Linked DNA regions of Homo sapiens: region 2 is linked to region 1. A link is a loop called in an ENCODE intact Hi-C map of the cell type or tissue named here. Cell type or tissue: breast epithelium. All regions are shown on one strand.

The links. Peaks named below come from ENCODE experiments on the same cell type or tissue, not always from the same donor. Only the 100,000 strongest peaks of a DNase experiment are listed, where the experiment ranks them.
Region 2: a loop joins it to region 1, with 21 times the contacts of the local background. A loop is called at or near these places in 1 of 110 quality-filtered maps.

The regions. Positions count from the first base shown.
Region 1 is chr5:139,675,314-139,679,313 of GRCh38, reverse strand. All of the region lies in intron 1 of CXXC5 (CXXC finger protein 5), which reads right to left. Among named protein-coding and RNA genes, the nearest start is that of CXXC5-AS1, 28 kb to the right of the region's middle. RefSeq lists an enhancer at 1-540. In breast epithelium, no CTCF peak of the experiment used is centred here; no DNase peak of the experiment used is centred here; H3K4me3 peaks cover 1,027 bases; H3K27ac peaks cover 4,000 bases.
Region 2 is chr5:138,345,881-138,349,880 of GRCh38, reverse strand. FAM53C (family with sequence similarity 53 member C) reads right to left here. Exons shown (of 5, transcript NM_016605.3): 5 at 152-3,179. The coding sequence ends at 2,922. Among named protein-coding and RNA genes, the nearest start is that of KDM3B, 4.8 kb to the left of the region's middle. In breast epithelium, no CTCF peak of the experiment used is centred here; no DNase peak of the experiment used is centred here.

The sequences.
Region 1 (4,000 bases):
TATCGTCTCAGACCTCATTCTTGTCTCTACTCAGGCCTCACTGTGGTGCTCTGGCCTGGCTCCCAGATTGGGGGCGGTGGTGGGCAGAGGCCTCACAAGGCCTGCAGAGTAGGGCCTGGGTGGAGGTCTCAGTGAGAACCCAGAGAGCCGGGGTGGGCTGTTGCCAGGAGGGACCTCTGGCTGGGGCAGGCTGGCACTGAGGAGTAGGCGTGACCCTCAAGGGAATGGAGCCCAGCAGGAGCCTGTCCTCTGGCCACCTCCATATTTCCAAGGCAGCCCATCCCGGGGCAGGGCCTGCTCTACTCAGGTTTCAAGGCTAAGGCGTCTGAGCTGCCTCCTCAGCTGAAGGGACTGGGCCAGATGGAGCAAGGCGGCGGTTTCCTCATCAGTCCCGGCTCTCCAGCCTTGCTTCCCTGTCTGCCTGCTGTGGCCTAGCATGCCCCAAGAGAGGGGTGGGAGGACAGGGCCCAGCCCCAGAGCAGCTGGAGGCTCAAGGGGGAGGCGCACATCTGGCGGGCCCCATCACGCCCTGGGCTTGAGGGCAGCACACACTGGATCTTTGTCCCCAGGCAACCCCAAAACCCCCCTAGTCACAGGACTCAAGCCTGTCCCAAGAGAGCATCTAGTCCAACCCTCTGCATTTACAGAGGGGGAAACTGAGGCCCCAAGCGGGGGGGAGGGGGGGCTTCCCCAGGACTAAGGAGTGGCCAAAGAGGACCGGGTGTGGGGAAAGGAAAAGCTCTGTCTCTAGGGTGAGGCGAGTAGCCGCCATCAACAGTCAGATACTCCCTGTCCCTCCCCAGTGGGCACCAGACCACCTAGGGCTCCTTCCTAGCAGAGGGAAATGGGTGAGGAGGAAGAGCTGGGCAAGATGGCAGATTCCACCAGGACAGAGCCGGGGGGCCCTGGCAGGGAATCCAGGCTGGGTTGGGGGGCATCAGAGGTCAGAGCTGAAGCAAGAAGACCATGTGTGTCCAAGGATAGCTGTGTTCCCTCCCACCTCATAACGGCCAAGACCAGGATGGTCTTTTCAGCCCCTCTCCTCAGAGACTGGTGACCCTTTCAGGAATCAGTGACCCTGGCTAGTTGTTGGGGACCAGGGTCAGTGAGATCAGGGACAAAAACCGTCAAGTCAGCTCATCCAGCTCCTGCCCAACTAAGCTCATCTGCCCTGCCCTGGACGACAACCCCGGCAGCCCAGATACTGGGTGAGGGGAGAAGGCAGAAGGCAGGTGTCTTGTGGGCTGCAGAGATGGGGAGGGGAGCAGGCTGCGCCCCAGCCCCTGTGTGCGTCCCCCGCCTCTGCGGCCTGCTGGCTGGTGGCAGAAATCGATAGCTGCATTAACGCTGTTCCTGCTCTGCTCACCCCCTCCCTCCTCCCAGCTCCAGGATCTGGCTCTGCGTGCGGGGCGGGCAGGTCAATTAGAAGTCAGCTCCTTCCAACACAGCCGGCCTGCGCTCAGGGCTGGCGCTCTGGCTGAGTGTCTCGGCTTTTGTCTCCGTCCTGAGTCTCTCCTGGTGGGGACCAAACCTCATGTTCTGTTCCTCTCTTGGAATTTCTCTGATCTTCCACTATTCTATCCTTCTTCAGGGCCCACCCACCCCCAGCCTCTGAGGTCCTGGGACATACTGAGCTTGGGACCAGAGGATGTGATATGTCACCAAACAGGTGCTGCAGGCAGAACACTATGGTTTTTCAGCCACAGAAGTTGAAGGGAGGTGGGTACACGGAGGGACTGGCTCACAGGGACAACTCTGTTTTCAAATCCAGAGTAGACAGACATGAACATCTGGTCCTCAAGCTTGTTCCAAATCGGCCCTGATACCTGGCTCATCTTCTCCTTCAGACCTTAGGAAAAACTGATGTCCTGGTCCCAGTGGACCCCTGACCAAAAGCCCCATTTGCCCTACTCATGGAAGAGGAGGACATAGAGGGGACGTTCTCCCAGGTCCCAGTCTTCTACTCTAGGGCACACAGCCATCCCCTTCCAGGCCAGGAAGGGCCTGGCAGTGCCCAGGCAGCAGGGGAGGAGTCAGGGCTGCGTTGAAGCGGAGCGGGAATGAGCGGGAGGGAAAGCTGGCGGGCAGGCGGGCGGCGGCGGGCGCATCCATCATCGGCCCTGCCAGGAACACATCCAGCCCCCAAAAAGAAATACTGCGCCTGAGGAGGGACAACAAAGGGCTCCGTTTCATCAGCAATGCGGAGCCAGCGCCCCGCCGCCCCGCCAGCCGCGGTCAGCCCACAAAGGACCCCTTTGTCCATGCAGGAGCCGGCCAGCCGGGAGCTGGGACCAGGGGCTGACGGGCGGGGACAGAGCACGGGGGGCTGAGGGGGGACGAGTCATGGAAAGCTGGGGGGCAGAGGGGCATGCGGGGGCAGAATAGAGACAGGTGGTGGGGACAGAATCATGAGACAGAGAACTAGAGGGGAGGATCAGAGAAAAGGGGAGCTGGAGAGGAAGGGGCAGAGGGTCAAGGTTAGTGGAGACAGTGTCATGGGAAGCAGTGTCTGGGGTAACAGGGTTCAGAGACCCAGGGACCCAGGACACCTTGTCCAGGCTCAGGGACTTGAGGGTCTAAAAGACAAGGAAACAGCCCTAAGGAGGGAATCCCAGAAGGCAGCTGGGCATGCCCACAGGAGAGGGAGGCAGAGGGAAGGGTAGAGGAGAAGTGGCGAGGAGACCAGATCAGACCCACTGTGTAGCCCAAGGCCTGAGAAGAGGAGGTGGGGAGGAGATGGGGAGGAGTCTGGGGAGGAGGGCTGGGGACGAGGGTGGGGAGGACACTGGGGAGAAGGACTGAGGAGGAGATGGGGAGGAGCCTGGGGAGGAGGGCTTGGGGGGAGGTGGGGAGGAGGCTGGGGAGGAGGTGGGGAGGAGGCTGGAGAGGAGATGGGGAGGAATCTGCGGAGGAGGCCTGGGGAGGAGGGTGGGGAGGAGTCTGGGGAGGAGGGCTGGGGAGGAGGGTGGGGAGAAGGACTGGGGAGGAGGTGGGGAGGAGGGCTTGGGGGGAGGAGGCTGGGGAGGAGGGTGGGGAGGAGGGTGGCAAGAAGGACTGTGGAGGAGGTGGGGAGGAGGGTGGCAAGAAGGACTGTGGAGGAGGTGGGGAGGAGGGCTTGGGGGGAGGTGGGGAGAAGACAGGGGAGGAGGACTTGGGAGGAGGTGGGGAGGAGGCTGGGGAGGAGGACTGGGGAGTACCGAGGAGGAGGTGGGGGGTAATGGGTTCTTGGCCCCAGAGCATGGCTGCAGGGCCCAATGCCTCCTGTAGGCTCCAGCTAACTGGCTGAGCTGGAAGGAGGGAGACTCATACCTGGGGCCACCTTCCTGGCAGTGGAGGCCACCCCGTGCCTCTACCCTAAGGCTCTGGCCAGCCCCAGAAGGCACGGAGCCTGCCCCCTTCTAGCCAGCCCCCACCACCTGTGTTGCCACTCTGGTTTCCTTAACCAACGGATCCTATCAACCAGCATTTACTGAGTATCTACTGTGTCCCAGGCCCTGTGCTTTTATGCTTTACATGTCTTAGCTTCTGAATGCCTCCCCAGAACCCCGGGAGACAGAAACTATTTGCCAATTTCAGACATGAGGAAATTTAGGCTCAGAGAGGTTCAAGCTGTCAGCCTCAGGTCAAACAGCTGGTGCCTAGCAGGGGTAGAGCTTGAACCCAGAGCCCAAGTGTTAGTCACCCTGTTCTGTGGCCACTTTTGCAATTGACAGAGTGGCCCAAGGCAGGTGACCTAGGTACCCCTAAGGCTGCTCTCACTCCCCAGGATTGTTACCGTGCCTGTCACCTCTCCGTGGTTGGGGGCAAGCTGTCACAGACCCCAGGAGAGTGCCCCCACCTGGGGCACTTGGAGATGCCCAGGGCCTGGAATGCTAAGCCAGTGACATCATAATGCCAGCTGGCAGTGAGGTCACTGGAGGTGGTGGCAGTGCCCTTATTCAACCCTCAGCCCTAGAAGAGCCTCACTTCACCCCCCGCAGGGTTCAATCTTGAACTCTCG
Region 2 (4,000 bases), 1.3 Mb after region 1:
GGCCGGCAAAGGGCCTAGGGTCCAAATACTGCCCCTTTTTGAAAGGTTGACCCACATCTTAGATGAAGGGGCTGGAACAGTTAGGTGGCCTTCTACCCTGCTTCTTCCTTGTCTTTGTGGGGAAGGGAAGAAGACACTGTAGTACACAAGGTTGCTTGGGAAAATGGATTATTCTAATAAAACTTTATTTTTTCAAACACAGCCACAGAGGCAGAACCTCATGTTTAACACACACAGACTTATGGATTTTTCTTTTAATATAAAACAAAGTTTACGAAAATTTTTTTCCACTTTTTGTATTTGTAATCCCATTAGCACAGGGACTTTGGCAGCAGGTGGGAGTGAAGGGCAGCTGAGCTGCCACTGGGCAGTCACTGGGCACAGGAGGAGAGCACCAGCCTGGGGAGTGGCTTCACTCACACACACAGGGATACTCACCTACTGGCCAACCACACTACACACACAGCACAGATGCAGACATTGACCCAGTGTCAGCCACATGCCCTGGAGGTGTGCTCCACTCTGGGTAAGCCCAATATGTGAAAATTCAAATAGTCAAAACAGCTAAAGTGGAGGGAGGTTGCTTGCTTTACAAAAAGAAGCAATCATAGGCTGCTTTTAAATGGTCAGCAGTCCAAATGCATTGAAAAATAGCATTTGGTTTACACAGAACTGTTGGAACAGATCTACTGTGTAAAGCAAAATGAACCAATTCTTGAAAAGTGTTCCAGGGCCACAGGTTCTTAGATTGGGAAGCAAGATGACAGTTCTGACTAGCTTAGTTTTCCAGACTGAAAGTAATGGAATTAAAATAATGATAACTGTAGACCTTCTCCCCTAAGGATGGTGCCCTGGGGCTTTGGGGAAACCAGGATGGAGGCAGAATCACTGCCTCACTTCTTCAGCTTAGGGCCTACAGAAACTCACTGGCATTGCCAGTAACCTGTTGGAAGCTGGCACAGCCAATCTACAGCAGAGAGCCCTGGGATGAGGATGCCCCAGGAGGAAAAGAAATTGGCACCAGGGAAATTATGGCCTGAAGAGGGAGAAGAGCCAGGGGAGGAATGAAACCATAGATGGGCAACTCCTGGGCTCACAGTTTCCCTGGATTCTCTAGAGGGCCTCTCTCAGGCCCCTAGAGACCTGGTAGCCTAGTGGTAACTAGCCAGGAGATAGGGAGGAGCCTCTGAGGGCCAGAGGCTTAAGAAGACATAGCCACCTCCTCTCTGGAGTGGAGACGAGGAGGCTGAAGCCTCACTGATGCTCCTGACATGCAGGAGATCCAGAAAATGTCAGGTTCAATTCCATGAGGAAGAAAACACAAAGACCTTGGTCTTCCTCCCTTACATGAGGAACTGGGTCCTAGGAAACCCTGGAAATTGAAGAGAAAAATGCCCTTCTTGCCATAAACAAGGGCAGGTCAAATTTGGTCATGCAGGGTCTAACCACAGCTGGATAAAACCTCACAAGCTATTGTGGTGGCAGCTTCAGTATGTGTTTCCACTGGTGCCAGCCCTACCAAGGTACTTAAACCCATCACTGTGGCCACTTGGACCAGCTGTCCTGGCTCAAGTTGCGGGTGAGAAACAAAAAAGTAAATTCAATCCAATGACAACCAAACTCCCAACTGCTTCTCACAGCCTTTGCTTTATACATCCTCAGCCAATCCCTCAGTGAGCCCCAACCTCCCTATGGTCTCTCAGGCCCAATTAGAGGCAAATAAACACTTCCTGGCAGGAGTGGAAGACAAGCAAACTATTAAATGCTAAACACCCCTTCTTCCCTCTCAAGCAGGTCAAAAAGGCTGGGCCTGGATCTTGTAAGAATTGGTTTCCTGCAGTCACCTTCCCAACAGCAGTGCTGGGGTGAGCTCACCCATGTCTGCTGGGGACTGAATGCCACTTCTGTTGCAGGTCTGCCTCAGTAGATGCTGGGGACCAATATAGGGCCTTCCTACCTAGTCTATGACTTAGAAGGGCAGAGGGTGAGGGGAAAAGGGTCCCATCAGCAGAGGAGAGAGAGAGAGAGCCCCTCAACCCTGCTTCAGTTGCCCATGTGCTGTGTGCAACTCTACTCAAGAGGGCAAAAGAGGCAGGTGGAATATAGCCTGGACAATCTGATGAGAAAAAAAGGCCAGCTCAGAAAAAATATGGTGACACCCCCCACCTGCATTCCCCAATATACTAGATCGAGCTAGTGGGGAGGGGGTGGGGCTGAAGAAAAGATCATTAGCTGAAGTCACAGCACTTAAAACACCCTGCTGTACCCCAAAATGAAATCCTTTGCAGAGTCGGTGATGCTATGGATTACAAGCCTGGTTCCAGAGCTATTTAGAAAAAAGGAAAACTTGGTGCCCTCCTCTTGACTCCTTGAGCAAACCCAACATCCTGTAAAAAACTCAAGATCCTGGGGGTATCATGATACTCTGCTGTTAAGGAGCAATTGCCTTCCTTCCCTAAGGCTACGCAAACACACCTTTCCACAAGTACACTCCCATGCACGCACACACTCTCACGCAGTTTCTCTGAGGAGGCTGACTCAACCCCCCACCCTGGCCAAATTCTAAGACACAAGTGCCCTTTGAAGCAAAGGGGCTAGTGAAATTCCCCGAGCTGGGGTCGGCAGACCCCTTCCTTCCCTGCCCATTGCTCTCTTGGTGGCAGGGATACTCACACTCAGGGCCGCCATAGGAAGGGTCTGCTCTGGGGCTGTCCCTCCCGCCACCAGCTCCGTTTATCTTGTCCCGGCCAGTCTCTTGGCATGGTCGAGCTTGCTGGAGCGAGAAGATTTCCAGCTGCCCTGAGTCGGAGCCCTCCACTCACCCCCATTCCCAGGCTCGGCCCCCAGCCTTGGGGACTCGACACTTGTTAGTAGCCATGAGAGAGTCAGTCTGTGTGGCCCCAGGAAGTAGCCTCTCAGTTTTAGTTTTCCTCAATCAAATTCAAGTCCAGGTCCCCAAAGTCCCGCTGGCACAGTGTCCGCTTGCTCAGCGCCTGCCGACCCCACCGCACAGCCCCCTCCTCCTCCTCTTCGCTTTCACTCAGCACCTGGGAGGAACCCCCAGTGGGGCTGCAGGAAGCAGAGAGGGGTGGGGGGCTACAGGCCATGAACCATGGTGGAGAGATGCTGCTGCCTTCCCGGGCTGTTTCTTGGAGACAAAGACCTCCTGAGTATGGTTTCTGTCAAACAAACAAAGAAGACAGTTACACCTGAAGGCAAGAATTCTTTAGGGTGAGGTTTGTAAACTTTTTTTTTTTGAGACGGAGTCTCACTCTGTCACCCTGGCTGGAGTGCAGTGGCGTGATCTTGGCTCACTGCAAGCTCTGCCTCCCGGGTTCACGCCATTCTCCTGCCTCAGCCTCCCCAGTAGCTGGGACTACAGGTGCCCGGCCCACGCCCGGCTAATTTTTTATATTTTTAGTAGAGACGAGGTTTCACCGTGTTAGCCAGGATGGTCTCAATCTCCTGACCTCATGATCCGCCTGCCTTGGCCTCCCAAAGTGCTGGGATTACAGGCGTTAGCCACCATGCCTGGCGTTTGTAAACTTTCTGACAAAATTTGGAGCCCATTGTTTCCATTGAATTGAAGAATAGAAGCTCCGTGAGGGCAGGAACATCATCTGCAGTGTTTCATTACTTTGTACTGCCAGTGCCTAGTCAGAGTCAGTAAATGTTTGCAGATGGGATGGACGACTGTATGAAAAAATTAATTAATTCTTAAAGAGGTTTGTAACCTAGTGGTCTAGAAAGAATAATATGAAAAAAGTGAGCAAAGTGCATACATACAATAATTGTACTCACACCAGGAAGTCAAAAAACATTTGTCTAACAGATGAATACACTGTAGCAGCCCATCTTGCTTCAGCCCTCACAGACCCACTTTGAAGCAGTGACAGGCAAGTGGCAAAAACAGCTTTGGGCACAAGGAGTAGGTACTGATGGAATTTTTTGCAGCTTGTGCATTCTTGGAAAGGAGGGAAAGTACCTCTTGCAGGACAAT